2 separate regions of the Homo sapiens genome follow, and region 1 is linked to region 2. Evidence: chromatin loops called from intact Hi-C (ENCODE). Cell type or tissue: psoas muscle. All regions are shown on one strand. Links, peaks and the distances in the headings refer to the core of each region. The heading gives the core; the rest is flanking DNA. Region 1 overlaps ETV6 (ETS variant transcription factor 6). Region 2 has its middle 33 kb from the start of LINC01252.

Region 1 (8,337 bases), core at 301-8,300, 310 kb before region 2:
CAGTGAGCTAATAAACCTTCACCACAGCATGGGACCCAAGCATCTCTGATCACGGTTCCTCTTGGTAATTCTTCCACCTGTGGCAGCTGCTCAGCTTGGAATGGTTCACTCTGACCTTTCCGGTACCACTTGTCTAAAGATCGCCTGCAGACTGCCCTGCAGCGGAGACTTGCTGCCAGAGAAAAACCATGATTGCCCTTTATACCATAATTGAGTGGAGACAGGATTTACCTCATCGGAGCACCTTGTCTGACTCCATTTCATATTATTAAAAACAGAGACTCTGGACTTCATGGTTTTTTTTTTTTTATAAAAAATTTATTGAGATGATGTAATTATAGGCTTTTCTTTAAAAATTATTTGCAACTCACTGGCCCTGAGAAAAGGCATTTTTTTTTGTTTTTTTTTTCTTTTTTGTTACATTCATTTGATTCAGTCCCTTATAAACCCCACACCTCATAAACAAGAGATTAGAAACTAAACAAAAAGGGGGGCGGGGAAGGAAATTCTAGAGTCGTTCTGGTTTGCAGGTGGTTGCGGTCACAAAGAGAAATCATCAAGAATGTTCACTTGGCATGTGTGAAAGATTCAGGGGGTCTGCAGCTGTTTAGTGTTGATGCAGTTGGGTCAAAAGAGTATCAGGTTAGTCTTCTGTGGGTTTTAGGGAGGGATTATGGTGCCTCCCTCCCACCCCACTGGCTTCCTTGTGTCACAGCCTTTATTTCTACTCCGAAGAGGAGCAGGAGAGAGTGAACAGCCTCTAACTAGCACCAAATGCTTGGGCAAAGAAAACTGCCCCTTTTTCTTGGTGTGTTTTCCCAAATCTTTTATCTTCAGTTTCCTGGGTGGGAATGAGCCACACAGGGTGAGCCCAGGCTGGATCCTGAGCCTAATTCCATTCTTGGCATGCTGTCTGCTCCTAGGGCAAGTCACTTCACCTCCCTGACACCCAGGTTTCTTTTTTGCAAAAGGGAGTTCCTATTTCAAAAATGTATTCAGACTTGGAGCCTAGGCAGTGAAAGGTGGGAATGGTGGTTACTTCATCATTTCGGTAAATTGTCACAGCCATTTGAATTTCAGCTAAAGCGACATTCTCATTTGGACAAGAGATCAGTATCAAAAGACATTGGATCAGAGGGTTCCAAACATACTGGTGAAAGGAGAAAATCCATTGGTCTATTATTCCTCTTTTTCTGTGGGGATACCCTCATCTCCCTAAAGGATTTGGAACATTGGTGATGCCACCTTAAGCAAAACCAAGTCGCCCTGGGTCAAGATCTTAGAGTTCATGTTACCTTCAACATAGCCAGTCTAGCCAATTACCAGTGCTTTCTTCTGATAGAGAGGAGACTGCCTGGCTAGCTTGAGATGTAGGAATGAGAACTTCAAGACCCAAGTGAGAATGCACATCCATCACACGGCAGGGCTCCTTTGCATTTTCCTCTCCTGACTTCAGATTTGTCTCCTGACAACACCCCTAGTACTTAGTGTTGAAATGAGTCACGCCGGGTGGATTAGGCAGGTACAATATAAACTCTGAAAGCAGGGATTATGGCTGATTGAGCTTTGGGTCCCTCAGTGTCCAGCAGGTGCTTCATCAAGGTTTGCTAACTGAATCTGAAATCTTTAGGGTCTGCAGGGTGTAAATACTGTATCCAGGTGCTGGCACTACCCGGGTTTTCTCATAAAGAACAAATGAAGAGGACATTTGCAGTTAGGGGAATTACGAAATCCTTATTGGTAGTACAGATTGATATCCCTTATCTGAAATGCTTGGGACCAGAAGTGTTCTGGGTCTCGGATTTTTAAATGTTTTTTTTTGTATCCTGGAATATTTGTGTATGTGTGTGTGTGTGTATATATATATATATATATATATATATATATATATATATATATATATAAAATGAGAGATCTTGGGGATGGACACAAAGTCTAAACACAAAATTCATTTATGGCTCATATATACTTTATACACATAGCCTGAAGGTAATTTTATGATATTTGAAATCATTTTCTATATAAAACAGTTTGTGTACATTGAACCATAAGAAAGCAAATGTGTTTGTTAGGTGTGGAATTTTCCACTCATGGTGTCATAGCGTTCAGGAAGGTTTGGATTTTGGGGCATTTGGGGGTTTTAACTGTTCAGATTAGGGATGCTCAACCTGTATCTGAATGGGAAATAAAGACTATATTGGAATGAGCGCCTTCTATTTCTTCTTCAAGTGGCTGAAGGTATCATCCTAAGTCTAACATATTCTCCTGGGATATTGCTTTAAATATAGAAATGCTTGGGGCAAAAGGGAATTTCCCTCCATAATTCAACTGTTAAGATTCTTTGAACAGTAAGAGACTGAGTTCTTGCACTTGGGTGAAGAGGCCAGACTGAGAGGCTCTAATCCTAGCAACATCATGCCCTGGTCTCTGATTTCATATTCATACAGAGGGATGCAGTAAAAAATCCCTTTCTCTCCATTCTTAAAATCAGTGGCTTTCACAATACATCAGGTATTTGGCTTAATCTCTGCATTTCAGATAGAATACCAGTCATCTTAGAGGCTGAAATAGGGATCACCATGTCCTACTGAATGCTCTCAAAAGACACCTGCAGCGTGCTGAGATCCAGCAGAATCTCATCACCATTCAAGCAGACTGAGACCCACTCGCCTCATATAGAAGGTCCCTGACCTCCCGGAAGGTTGAATGGTGGGGCGCCTGTGACAGTAGGAGTGGGCTGGCTATGCCCGTGTGTCTACCTGTGCTCTGATAAGAGGCAGGGACAGAGCAAGGCTGAAGAGAGCCTTGATCAGCTCCTCAATTCCAGTGTCCTTGAACCATAGTCCATCTGTTTGCACCCTAGGTTGGTGTCCTTGTCAGTAAGGCCGAGGGAAAATTCCTCTTGCCTGTGTGACCCAAACTCTACATGTCTGACTCAACTCAGAAAAAGCTGGGGAGAAGCCCAGGGGTCTGGTAACTTCACCTGGGAGCTGCTGCTGAGGGCACATATGTATCCCGGAGGAGCTGTGAGTTTCTCCCCCAACTGAGTAGAGGAAACAGAGGGGAACAAGGAGGGGGTGCTTTGTAAGGCAGGTGTAATCTGGATTAAAAGAAATTGTACTCCAAATATTGGATTTCTGAGACCTATATTGGAAGAGTCAATTTAGATGGCTAGAAAAGGAAAAAAAAAAAAAATCTAAAACAGCTTTCAAAAATACTAAGAAGTGGCACTACCCTCATTTTACAAGATACCATCGATCTTATTTTGAGGTGAAAAAGAGCCACAAATGGGTCCTTTCTGAGACACAGCTATGAAAGAAAGAAAAAATAATGTATCCGAGGAATTTCCTGTCTGCCCAGGCTGGGCACACACTGATTGCAACTGAGACTGCCCTCTGGGATCCTCCGTCTCCAAAGCTCTGTGTCCAGTGGAGACCAGGAAACTTTAAAAAAGGTTAGGAATTGAAAAAAAAAAAAAAAAAAAAAAATCAGGTGAGGGCATGAAACTGACCACAAGATGGCCTTTGGAATGGAGCAGAGAGGAGCTTTTCTTTCTCACTAGCCTCTGTTACCTGCTTTGGAAAAATAAATCCCCACTGCAGAATATTTTTGCCCAGTTTCTGGACTGCTGGGCCTGTGTGGTCTTTTCATATTTTCCACTTTGCAGCGCTGCGCTCCCAAGCTAATCCCAAGCTGCCGAGGCCTTCCAAATAACTTGGACAGCCTTCCATCCTTATCTTACGCCTTAGACACATGGTTCTCACAGCCATCTCAGGGGCGGCTCTCTGGACTAGCATGTATCTGTCTGCAGCACAGCAGCATCTGTGATGATTTTGGCCTCCCTCAGATGGGTGGCCCAATGCTGGGATGCGGGTTTGATTCTGTGCTGCTGGCCACAAAGCACCCGGGTCACTGATTCTGTTTAGGTGCCAACAATCCCCAAGACTCTCCAAGAGGCTGAACTCTGTCAGAAGGCATCTGAATCTCAACTGCAGGCAGGGCGGGAGGACAGAGGGGACCAAGGGAAGAACAGAGCAAGAGAGAGAAAAAGAGAGCTCTCCTTTTCATTTTATCTTTTTTAAAAGCATTTTTTTTTTTCAGCCAAGACCCAACAGTAACAGGAACAGACCTGATCCACGTGGCAGGAAAAAGAGGAACCTGAACCCCTCTGCAAGTATTCTCTTTCCTGACCAGCTGGGCTTGCCGCACTTTGTGAGATTTGCAAAAAATATATATATAATAGATATATATTTCCATAGGAAAACAACATCAGATGTCTTCCCCTAGATGAACGATGAAGAGTCAAACTGCAGGTTCTTAAAACAAAAACAAAAACAAAAACACCATGATACTAACAACGGTGGAAGGGTGAGGGTGAGGAATTACAGATGGAGAGATTCCAAATCAGAAGGAAACGTGACATGGAGTCCCAGGCTCATGCCCTCCGCCAGAATTCCAGCCCCGCCTGTGCTGGGTAGTTTGTCTAAGGTGCTCCAGGGTCCCTCTTGGTCTGCAAGAGAAGTGTCCCTGCCATTTCTGGGTCGCTTCCTTTTCCACTCTCCTCAGCCCGCCTGCTCCGTCACACTTCCAGCAATCCTGGTGGGCAGGGGTTCCCTGGGCTGCTGGCCCGCTGAGGTGGACTGTTGGTTCCTTCAGCATTCATCTTCTTGGTATATTTGTTCATCCAGCTCCTGGGACTCTAGGTGCTCCAGACGGTCTGTTCGGCCACTCATGATTTCATCTGGGGTTTTCATAAACCTTTGGAAGAAGAAGTGGAGGAGGTAAGAGATTCCATTTTCCTAAAGCTGTCTTCACTCTGAACTCTAGCCTGTATATAAAGAAAGACTCCATCATCTTATACAGCTGGAGAGCTACTGAACCCCGAGATTAATGTTAACTTAGTGCAAATTAGGAAAAGGTACTCCTTTCTCTGACTGTCTAAAAAGTGGTAAAATGCTTATTTAAAAAGACTAGGGCCAGGCATGGTAGCTCATGCATATAATCCTAGTGCTTTGGGAGGCCAAGTTGGGAAGATAACTTGAACCTAGGAGTTTGAGACCAGCTTGGGCAACATAGCGAGACCCCACCTCTACCAAAAAAAAAAAAATCTGGGTACGGTGGTGTGCACCTGTAGTCCTAGCTACTTGGGAGGCTGAGGTGGGAGAATCCCTTAAGCTCAGGAGGTTAAGGCTGCAGTCAGCTATGATCATGCTACTGCACTCTAACTTGGGTGACAAAGTGAAATCCTAATTATTGGAAAAAAAAAAAAAAGTCTAGGCTGTCTGTGACGTAGTGAGCACCCTTTGGGATCACGTGGTGCATTAATGCATGACCACACGAGAAAGCCTTGGTCCAGACCATGTATATATGTTCTTTCTTTTACAGAATTAGATTTTACAGACTCATGAGAGCTGTATATCCACTTCCATTCCAGACTGTGAGCCCAGGAAATGGTATTCAAAACTTACTTAAATTTCAAAGGATATAGTTAAATGTTAAGTGAAAAATGCTGACAATAGGACAACTTAGTGGAGCTTCTGGAAAATTGGAAGGGCAAAAAAAAAAAAAAAAAAATCTTTTACAATGTTATCACTGATTCACCCAAAATGCCAGCAATGAACCCTCTTTAGTCTGTCTACCTTTGCAACTGGGGTGTACAGCAAGCCTCATCTTCCTGTTCAATGGGTTAAACTGGAAGTGACATCAGTGACATGTTTTGACCATAATTTACATGGCTCAGGAAGGCAGCCTGGTTGCAGATGTTCCACCTACACTGTAGGAGCACCCGTTCCAGTCCCCTTCTGTGCCTGCACACCTTTCTCTCCCCATATACTCTGCCCTGCGCCACTATCTTAGAGCTTACATTTTCTCTCATTCCTCCACATGCAAAAGCCTAAAATGACCACTCATCAAGTCAAAGGTGCATCCTTTGCTCTGCTCATCGGGTCTTTCTGCCATCTTTACCTAGGAAGCTCTTATTTTCCACTGTTCATCAGTATGAACCCAATGCAGTCTAGCGGTCTTGGCTCTTGTATAAATCATGGCGCATGCTCTCCCATGTATCTTTAGCTTTTCCCTTATCTGGAGCCCTCCTGACTCTTCTCACGAGTTGAGTCCTACTCATTCTTTGTGTTCTGTCTCCTCATCAAAGAGCTGCTTAATGGCACTAGTCCATGATTTCAACACTTAAACCTCCATCTTCTTCAACACTCAAACATCTTGTAAAGAGTATCTACAATTCAACACCTCACTTGATTACATACTAGGTCTTATACCAAGAAACCTTCATTTTGTGGCAAGTCTGGCTTCTAACATTCATTTCCTCAAAATGGACTAATCTCTCCCTCACTAATAGCACTATTCCTTTCTCTTACTGAAAATCTTTTATTGGAAGCCTATCAATCTTCTGGCTACTACTGCTTTTCCTGCTCATTACTGGCAAACTTCTCCAGCAGTATGATCTGTAGCATCTGCAGTTTTTCTCCTCTTTTATCCCCTAACTAAAATTTCTCCCTCCACATCCGAAGTCAATAAAGAGCCCCTCTAAGCCAACTCCACAGATGTCCTATGCTTGGCCCCCCAAACCACCCCTTTCTTCTTTTGACGACTTTCCCATATTAAGCTTCTGATATTCCACACCAGGCTGTCAATAAGCATTAACTGAAAGGTTTAATATAGAATGATAAAAAATAGAATCCTCTACCTTCTAGGAGCTTATAATCTAGTTGTCGGGGAGAAGGACTTGACACATAAAACTACAGGCTGAGCATCCCTAATCCAAACACTGGAAACACTTCTGGTCCCAAGCATTCCAGATGAGGGATACTCAACCTGTATTCAAAATATAAATCCTGTAGTCGCTCTAGCTACTCCGGAGGCTGAGGCAGGAGGATGGCTTGAGCCCAGAGTTTGAGGCTTCAGTGAGCTATGACCACACCACTGCACTCTAGCCTGGGCAACAGAGTGAGACCCTGTCTCTAGAAAAACAAACAAGTTGGCCAGGCACAGTGGCTCACATCTGTAATTCAAGCACTTTGGGAGGCCAAGGTGGGCAGATCACTTGAAGCCAGGAGTTTGAGACAAGAGTGGCCAACATGGCGAAACCCTGTCTCCACTAAAAATACAAAAATTAGTCAGGTGTGGTGGCAGGCACCTGTAATTCCAGCTACTATTAGCTACGGCATGATAATTATGAGAATTGCTTAAATTCAGGAGGTGGAGGTTCCAGTGAGTCGAGATTGTGCCACTGCACTGTAGCCTGGGTGACAGAACAAGGCTCTGTCTAAAAAAAAAAAAAAAAGAAAAGAAAAGAAAAGAAAAAGCAAATTGTAGTGTAGTTAAGGGCTCCAGGAAACCCAGGTGATGATGGAAGACGACAGCTATGTGTGTTGGAGCAGCTGAAGAAGGCCTCATTCAGGGCAACAGACTTGAGGTTGAGCCTTGAGGGTGTAGGTATTAAAAAGGCAAAAGTTAGTCATATACATTTCTGGCATAGGGAACTGTATTAGTGTTGTAGGGCAGCTGGCAGTTTGTATTATGGTTTCAGGAGGCAGCAGAGTGGACTAGAGACAGAAAGACGTTGTTGAGTGAATCCCGATGTGAATCATGAAGTCCAGACATCAGCTTCCACTGCCAGGGAAGCCTTTACTTTTTTCTAGTCTCCCAGATCTCATGAAACTGCTTGTCACTGAAAGACTCCAACCTGGGAACTTCTGGCAACAGTCCCTTCTGGGAAATGTAGTTCCCAGGCTTCTAGCCCCTGCAACACAGAATAGAGTGGGAATGGTGCTGAAGAGCCAATGGTCCATCTAGCACAATGACTGGGATACAGGAGGAGTCAAAGGGAACTGTAGTTTCAAAGTTGGCTGCTTCAAACAGCAGTGATGCCCCTGATGAGTAAAGAATTCAATAATTCTGGGTGGAATTTCTTTTCTTTTTTTTTTTTTTTTCTTGAGATGGAGTCTCGCTCTGTCACCAGGCTGGAGTGCAGTGGCGCGATCTCAGCTCACTGCAACCTCTGCCTCCCGGGTTCAAGTGATTCTCCTGCCTCAGCCTCCCGAGTAGCTGGGACTACAGGTGCATGCCACTACGCTCAGCTAATTTTTGTACTTTTAGTAGAGATGGGGTTTCACCATGTTGGCCAGGATGGTCTCGATCTCTTGACCTCGTGATCTGCCCACCTCAGCCTCCCAAAGTGCTGGGATTACAGGTGTGAGCCATCATGCCCGGCCTCTGGGTGGAATTTCTAATCCGAGACAAGTGTCTGTTTTGAAGATGTCATGTCTGAAATACTTAAATGTGATATTTAAGGGGACACAGCCTACAGGAAACTCTTGG
Region 2 (8,337 bases), core at 251-8,250:
TCCCAGGTTCACGCCATTCTCCTGCCTCAGCCTCCCGAGTAGCTGGGACTACAGGTGCCCGCCACCACGCCCAGCTAATTTTTTGTATTTTTAGTAGAGATGGGGTTTCACCATGTTAATCAGGATTGTCTCGATCTCCAGACCTCGTGATCCGCCCGCCTCGGCCTCCCAAAGTGCTGGGATTACAGGCGTGAGCCACCGCGCCCGGCCTCGCCTGGCTAATTTTTGTATTTTTTGGTAGAGACGAGGTTTCACCATGTTGGTCAGGCTGGTCTCAGACTACTGACCTCAACTGATCTGCCTACCTCGGCCTCCCAAAGTGCTAGGATTACAGGCGTGAGCCACGGCATCTGGCCTGTCATTATTTTAAAGAAAGTAATTTCCTTGTCAGTTTGGGCAATGTATATATTTTTGTTGCTTATCTTTCCTTTTCTTTTTTCAAGGTGGATTTCTTCAGTAAATGGCAATTGATTGGTAAGAGGTGTGTTCACGAGGTGGAAGGAGCACTGTGTAAGAAGGAAATTGGGATGTTAGTTCTGATCACCCTCTCTCCCCTCCCTGCCTCTGTCCCCATTGCCCACGTAAGCCTGTGCACTTCACTTTGCAACCTTAAATAAATTGCTTCATCTGCATGTTTCAGTTGCCTCAATTAATAAATAAGAATGATAATATTTCATTGGCTCAAGGATAGGAACTATACAGATAATTTCTTGAGCTTCCTTCTATCTTAAAAAATAGAATTCTGTGATTATAACCACTCCTTTATGCCGCATATGTGCAAGGGATACCAAGCTCAGAGGATTGGTTCCTGCCCTCAAAGAGGCTACAGTCGGGTCTGGGGAAACAGGAACTTACAATTCAACACAAAAGTGCTGTAGAGAAGGCACATGAGATATTCCCAGGGCATATAAAGTATGAATACCCATGTCAGTCCAGGGGAAATTAGGGAACTTCCTCAGGGGAAGTAACATTTCAGCTGAGCCTTGAAGGAGTTTCTATGCCAACAACGAGAATGCGGGTTTCGGGCTGGGAGAACAGCACATGTTTTAAAAAGGAGACATGTTTTGAGAAAGAACTAAAAGTAAGTCCATATTTCTGGGATTTAAAGAAGAAAGTATGGAGCAGTAAAAATTGCAGGCTGGACAGATGGTCAGGTATTACTCAATCCAAATGACAATTAGACACTCACTGGTTGAAGGGCAGTATGCCAGATGCTGGGTTGACTGAAACTGGGGATTATGATCCTGGAGAAAGGTTTGGGAAGGCTTCAAACTAGAGATAGAGCAGGGATAAATGTTATTGCTAGAATTTAGGAAAGACGTAAGAAAGGTCTATTAAACGCAGTGGCTGTGGGGAAGAGAGGTGAGGGGAAAATACAAAGGATATTTAGGAGGTAGAATCAACCCTTAGTTTATTGAATGAGGCATAAAGAGAAGGGAAGAATAAAGGGATCACTTTCAACTCTCTGGCTTGGGAAACTGGGTGCATGATGGAAGCATTCATTCACTGAGACAGGAGGCGCAGGAACAGACACAGGTTGTGGAGAAGCATGACGTTTGGCATTCATGTCTTTTATCTTGCTCTTGTTTTATGGATGCAATGTCATTCTTAATTTCTCTGAAGATGCTAATGTGCTTTTGCTGGTTGTCTGTTTCTTACTCTTGCCTTCTGTAGAACTGTAGTCTCCAAGTTGAGACAAATTTCTGAGTTAATTCTAGACAGATCGGCTCCCTTTTTGGCTGTAGTCTCATCCCTCAGGGGTACTAGGCTGCAGCTTCCTCATCAGCTCTGATCATCATCAGTCATCCCTCTTCATCCATCTCCTGACTTCTAGAACTTTGCTGTAACCTCTATTCCTCCATTAGCTTCCCTTCCATTCTCTTTGTTTGGTTGGGTTGGGTGGGGGGAGTGTTCATACCTTTTCCTTTCTTTACCTTTCCTTTTTTTTTTTTTTTTTTTTGTGAGGTCTATGTTGCTCAGGCTGAACTTGAACTCCTGGGCTCAGGCAATCCTCCTGCCTTGGCCTTCTGAGTAGCTAGGACTACAGGTGCACGCCACTGTGCCTGACATGCTTTTTATTCTTTTACTATGATTTCAATATGGTTTTTGGGAAAAAGATAAACAAATGTGCTTAATCTGCCATCTTAAATCAGAGCCTGTGGATTTGATCTTTGATATGATATATTTAAGGTAGCTATTAATATATGGTATGCCCAGGTAGAGTTTTCTTATGGGAAATTAGCTATATGTATGGATTTGAAATTCAAGAAACAATGGCAATCACAAGTAAAGATCTGCAGTTCCTGGTTTAGAAATTATGGGTGGGGATGCACTTGCCTGGGGAGAGCATGCAGAATGAAAATAGAATAGGAATTAAGCTTGATGCAGGGAACATCAACATGTAAGATGCTTGTTTTTAGATACACTATTCCTCCAGAATTAGGGAGACACATGATAACTCAGAACATTCCCCTTATTGATAAGAAGAACTCAGAGGCTCTTCAAGTTCAGGAAAGTTGCATTTAATACACAATAAAGGTGTAAAAGCAGCAGCAAGATGGCTATGTGTAACAAAGCTGAACAGGGTGAGGATAGGAGTTCCTAAGATGAAAGAGATAATCTAGGGTGTCACCAATTCCAGATGATGCTAATTATTTTGGCTCTGGGCCCATTCTTATAAGTCTGCTGAATTGTGACTCCCATGATCTGCCATTCTATTCTTTTCTTCTGCTGAGAACGTGGCTCTGATTCAAGTACCACTGTTCAGTGACATATGTCTTGATAGTCTCCACACATTCAGTAAATATTGATTGAGGTTTTAAAATATACCAGACACAAGGTGAGATGCTAGGGATATATGAAAGTACATAAAACAACATACCCGCCCTCAAAAAACTCAACTACATGCTCCAACTGAGTGTCATCAACTGCCATTATTCTTACTAGCAAAAATTTTACCATTAGCATTTTTTTTTTTTTTGAGACAGGATCTGGCTGCTGCCCAGGCTGGAGTGCAGTGATGGAATCATAGCTCACCACAACCTTGAACTCCTATGCTCACGTGAGCCTCTCACTGCAGCCTCCCGAGTAGCTAGCTAAGACTACAGGCGCTCATCACCATGCCTGGCTAATTTTAAACATTTTCTTTTAGAGAGGGGGTTTTGCTGTGTTGCCCAGGCTGGTCATGAATCCTGGCCTCCAGCTATTCTCCTGCCTCGACCTCCCAAAGTGCTGGGATTGCAGGCATGAGCCATCGTGCTCAGCTAACATTAGCTTTCAGGGAAAGTTTGGCTACCCTTCGTTCTAATAGGTAGATTTGGAAGCTCTTATTCGGGTGTCCAATGTAGCCATTTTCTGTATCTGGTGAAGCAAAGGGTGAGGATTTTCTTCCTCTATCTCGAAAGTGATAGAAAGTCATCACTCTGACCCAATATAGCACAGTGCATGGGCAGAGTGATTTCTTATCATCTATTAGTTTATTTAGTCTTTCTTCTAACTTTTATTACCTTAAATTATTATTAAGTAGGATTCTAAAAAAGCGCAAGCCACTGCACAATAGCATATTTCAGAGATGGTCAATAAAAGAAAACAAATTTTTTTTAAATAATAATAAAACTTAAGCACAGTCTGCAAACAAGTCATTGGTTAAAAAAAATACAACTAATCAAAGAACGATAGTCTACTCATAAATGCCTTCCTTATAAACACCAACATTCAAAGACAAATAATTTCTTTTAAAACTGGAATTCTAGCTGTGGTGTTTCTAATCTTGAGTTTTTTTTTTTTAACCCTGAGATTTAATAAAAGTCTCCAAAAGCGATGAGAAAAATTTAATTCAGTAGAGAATAAGGATGTAGGTTGTCAAAAGGGTGAGTAGAGAAAATTAATCTAGTAGGATGCTTTATTAATATTACTAAAACTAATTAAAATGACAATAGTAATGATGGGATAAGAAGAGAATATGGCCATTTCAAATGATGACATTTTTCTAGTTTAGGTGAGTTGTCAAAATTCCTTCCTTCCTTCCTTCCTGCCTGCCAGCCTGCCTGCATTCAGTCAACACATATACCCAGCATGTGTCAGGCACTGTGGTAGGTGCTGGGATACAAATTCCTTCTTATGAGATATTCACTGATAGCTAAATAAAATCCCACCAAGGAAAGTTACAGCGCAAAGTCTCCAAGATGAACTTTCGTGTTGCCTTGCAGCCTTGTTTTACTTCAGTTGTCTAGTGCTGCCACCTGCTGGGCATTTTCTTTTTCTTTTCTTTTATAAAATTTTATATCCATAGTTTTTAGGGGTCTATATGGTTTTTGATTACAGGGGTAAGTTCTTTAGTGGTGATTTCTTAGACTTTGGTGCAATGCTTGGTATTTTCCTTCTCAGTGAGTTTAACTACAGGTGTGGACAGAGAACCCAGAATTTATTTTATTTTATTTTATTTTATTTTATTTTATTTTATTTTAGAGACGGTATCACTCTGCTGCCCAGGCTGGAGTGCAATAGCACGATCATAGCTCACTGCAGCCTCAAACTCCTGGGCTCAAGTCATCTTCCCACCTCAGTCTTCCTAGCAGCTGGGACTACAGGTGTGCACTACCTCGCCTGGCTAATTTTTTAATTTTTTTGTAGAGATGGGGTCTTGCCATGTTGCCCAGCCTGGTCTTGAACTCCTGACCTCAAGTGTCCCACATGCCTTGGCCTCAGAGTGCTGAGATTGCAGGTGTGAGCCACTGCACCTGGCCTAGAACCCAGAATTTCTTAGGAAAGGAAGGACGGTGAAGAGGGCATTTCCATGTCTGCATGCTGGACTATCCATTTTTCTTGATGAGTACACATTCTCTCTTCCTCTCCACCTAATTCCATGGTGGTACCAGCCCTAACTTCTCCAGAATTACAGGCTCCTCTCTTGCTGGGTGCTGACTCATCTGCCCAATATGCCTAGGGCAATTGCCTTACTTCTCTCTCTCCCACAGAGTTTTGCTACTGAGCTTGTTTGGAGAAAGTTTTGGCCTTCTTTGGCCTTCTTTGGCTTTCTTCCCATTCTTGTGGGAGTTGGAGATTCTTGCCAAGACACTGGAGGTGTGTGCCCAAGTTGCTTAACATGGGCAGGCAGAGGCCAAAAGCCCTCGCAGCAAGCACTTCCACACAATTTTGAATCTGTTCTCACTTCTGCATGTGGGGGCAGTGTTGTGGGTGTTGGGGGTTTACTACTTCCTCATGGGTGGTCTAGGATCAGGTCCTCTGGGCTTCTTCAAAATGCTGCACAAAGTTGCAGCATTGGGGATTAAGTATGAAGTAGGTCATTTGCTTTGCAGCATTACTTCCTGAAGTGAGTCAAATGCATTCTGAGATGGTTTAATCCCTAAAAAGGAGCTCAATGACACCAAGTTCACCACTTACTCAGTGTCACGCCTCATTCTGCTCTGCTTCAAGCTTTGGTTTCCCAAGAATTGCTAATGTTTTATCCAGAAAAGATTAATCAAGTGTACAATACTTGCTCGGACACAAAATCATAGACATCACCATGTCCCATTGCTTGTCATCACATGAAAAATTATTCTGGATTTAAGTTGATAAGAATAACTCTTGGAATATTGAATACACATTTTAAAAATGAAATGCTTAATTTTATGCTTTTTACCCTCACTCAAATCATGTAATGGAAAATGTACTAAAGTAGGCACACATATTTCTTTATATCTAGTAGGCCCCCGCCCCCAAAACTCTCCTCTTCAGAAACCCCAGCTTATCCTTCCTGACTTTGAAACTTCAAGGGCATATCCTGAGCTCAGGGATTGTGCACTGAACTGGGAGAAGAAGGGTGGAATGGCACAGTATTAAACAAATTAATTGCTGAATTTCTTCTGTGACCTTCTGTTTCTTGACTCATTTTCTTTCTTCCTTTAGCTTGACAAATCATGCCATCAACTCCTTCAGCTCTCTCTCCATTCTCAGGCTCTAATTCGTGTTCTCCTTTCCTCTCTTTCCTAGCTACAATTAGTAGCAGTTATGAACCGTCTTTCACACAGCCTGGAACCCTCCATATCTCTGCACTGTTCTTGGATGTAGCCCAGGGTGGTTAGCCTTATTTCTTTCCTTTATCCCATTTTTTAAGGATGAAGTGATTTCCCTGAAAAAGGTTACTATGGAAATTGGTATAGACCCCAGATACTCCCCACATGTGCTCCATCCAGTAGATTAATGCCTCTCACAATGAAGTTATGATGTCTCATGTGGTCTTGAGGATAAAAGAAGATCTTGAGAAAGGGGAATGGGGAAGCCTAGAGGTAGGGGATAATAAGAAATTAGGGGAAAGGCTGGGCGCGGTGGCTCATACCTGTAATGCCAGCACTTTTGGAGCCCGAGGTGAGCAGATCACTTGAGGTCAGGAGTTTGAGACCAGCTTGGCCAACATGGTGAAACTCAGTTTCTACTAAAAATACAAAAAGTAGCCGGGCGTGGTAGCACACGCCTGTAGTCCCAGCTACTCTGGAGGCTGAGGTGGGAGAATCGCTTGAACCTAGGAGGTGGAGGTTGCAGTGAGCTGAGATCAGCCACTGCATACTCCAGCCTGGGCTACAGAGTGAGACTCTTTCTCGAAAAAAAAAGAAAGAAAGAAAAAGAAATTAGGGTAAAGACAAGAAGATAAGAAGTTCTGGGCATGTGAATGTGCATGGTATGGGGAATAGAAAGAGATGTGGGGTGTGGTTTCGGGGTGGGGACAGAAGAGAATGAAGGAATAGAGAAATTTCCAGGTTAACGGGCATTAGTTGAGAAAAGGGGATCAACTCCCACAACCACAACTGAAAGTGGTCCTTGAAAATTAAGACTCAAAACCTAGCAAGATCAGATCTTAATTCTTGAGTTTATTCCACAATGTGGCTTATTTTAAGAAGCTCCCTTTTTCTTCTCATTTTACTCAATTTCATCACTTTAATCAGAGGTGCAGAGTTAAGAGATGAAAAGAGAGAAGTGAAAGTCTGATTATTCAAAATGAGATTCATTTTTATTTATTTTTTAGAGACAGGTTCTCGCTCTGTCACCCAGTCTGGAGTGCAGTGGTTCAATCATGGCTCACTGCAACCTCAACCTCCTGGGCTCAAGTCATCCTAGTCAGCCTCCTGAGTAGCTGGGACTACAGATGTGCACTCCCATGCTTATCTAATTTTTAATTTTTTGTAGTGACAAGGGTCTTGCTATGTTGCCCAGGCTGGTCCCAAACTCCTGGTCTCAAGCAATCCTCTTACCTCAGCCTCCCAAAGTGTTGGAATTACAGGTGTGAGCCACTGCATCTAACCAATATTAATTTTTAAATAAAAATTTTAGAGAGTTTCTTTTGAAACTTACTGCTAAGCTTACGAGATTTTTTTTCCCTTCTCACATCCACTTTTTTTTTCTTTTCACATTTTTATTTTATTGTTTAAAAAATATTGCATGACTAGATCATACCCTTTTTTTCAAGCCAAACAGTCTTGGAGCATACAAACAAAAAATTACTCATTGCTCCACCTCCTTCCAATACCACATACCAAAGAACTGATGTTAACAGTCCCAGCCCTCATCATCACTGTTCTACTGCCCAGGTGGATTCAGGGGTCCTCTGTGAGGGTTACAGTTGCTTGGGTTGTCTGGAAAGGCAGGTAATAGTTCTTTTTGCTACGGAATGCCACACATGCATGCATCTGAGCTTATTATGCCTCTCTGCAAAGGGTTGCCCTTGGGGGAGGAAGTGATAACACTGGGTCCCACTAGCGGTGGAACCCTTAGCACATCCTTCATTAATCCCCACCTTCCTGCCTGCTGGTCAAGCTTTGATCTTCTTCTGAGCAGGACATGGTTCTTAGGACATCACATATTTCTTTCCGTGGTTTTAGTATAAATATTATGTACTTGGCCCTCTGGGGGACTGGCTTTGGATATTTAAAGTCTGACTTTGGGGATTTAAATAACATGTTTCTCTAAGTCTCTGGCTCTAATAATGGAAAGCAATGACTTTTAAGACCTTTTTCTCTGCTATGGACTTTACAGAATTATTCTCAAGAGCTTCAGGTTAAAGATTTAATTGTTCTCTCTGTATCATCTTTGTATCTGTATTTCTAAAACCCTAACACTCCTTGAATGGTGGGGAAAGAAAAGATAAGTAAGAGGAATTAAGAAAAATCACATAGTTGAATATCAAAATATTAACCCACTATAGGAACAAAAATATTCATTGAACAATGAATTATGTGAGGTGATAAAGAAACTTTTATTAACAAGAATTTCATTGGTAGGAGGGACTTGACTAGATGAAAATCTTTTAATCACCTTGAAGTAAAAACTGAAATACTAGGG

The links. A loop is a pair of places that touch in the nucleus more often than their neighbours do. Peaks named below come from ENCODE experiments on the same cell type or tissue, not always from the same donor. Only the 100,000 strongest peaks of a DNase experiment are listed, where the experiment ranks them.
Region 1: a loop joins it to region 2, with 4 times the contacts of the local background. A loop is called at or near these places in 31 of 110 quality-filtered maps.

The regions. Positions count from the first base shown.
Region 1 is chr12:11,887,362-11,895,698 of GRCh38, reverse strand. It overlaps ETV6 (ETS variant transcription factor 6), which reads right to left. Exons shown (of 8, transcript NM_001987.5): 8 at 322-4,758. The coding sequence ends at 4,653. Among named protein-coding and RNA genes, the nearest start is that of BCL2L14, 180 kb to the left of the region's middle. In psoas muscle, for the core only: a CTCF peak has its summit at 3,531; no DNase peak of the experiment used is centred there.
Region 2 is chr12:11,577,266-11,585,602 of GRCh38, reverse strand. No RefSeq gene overlaps it. Among named protein-coding and RNA genes, the nearest start is that of LINC01252, 33 kb to the right of the region's middle. RefSeq lists an enhancer at 6,535-6,734. In psoas muscle, for the core only: a CTCF peak has its summit at 4,259 (motif pointing left); no DNase peak of the experiment used is centred there.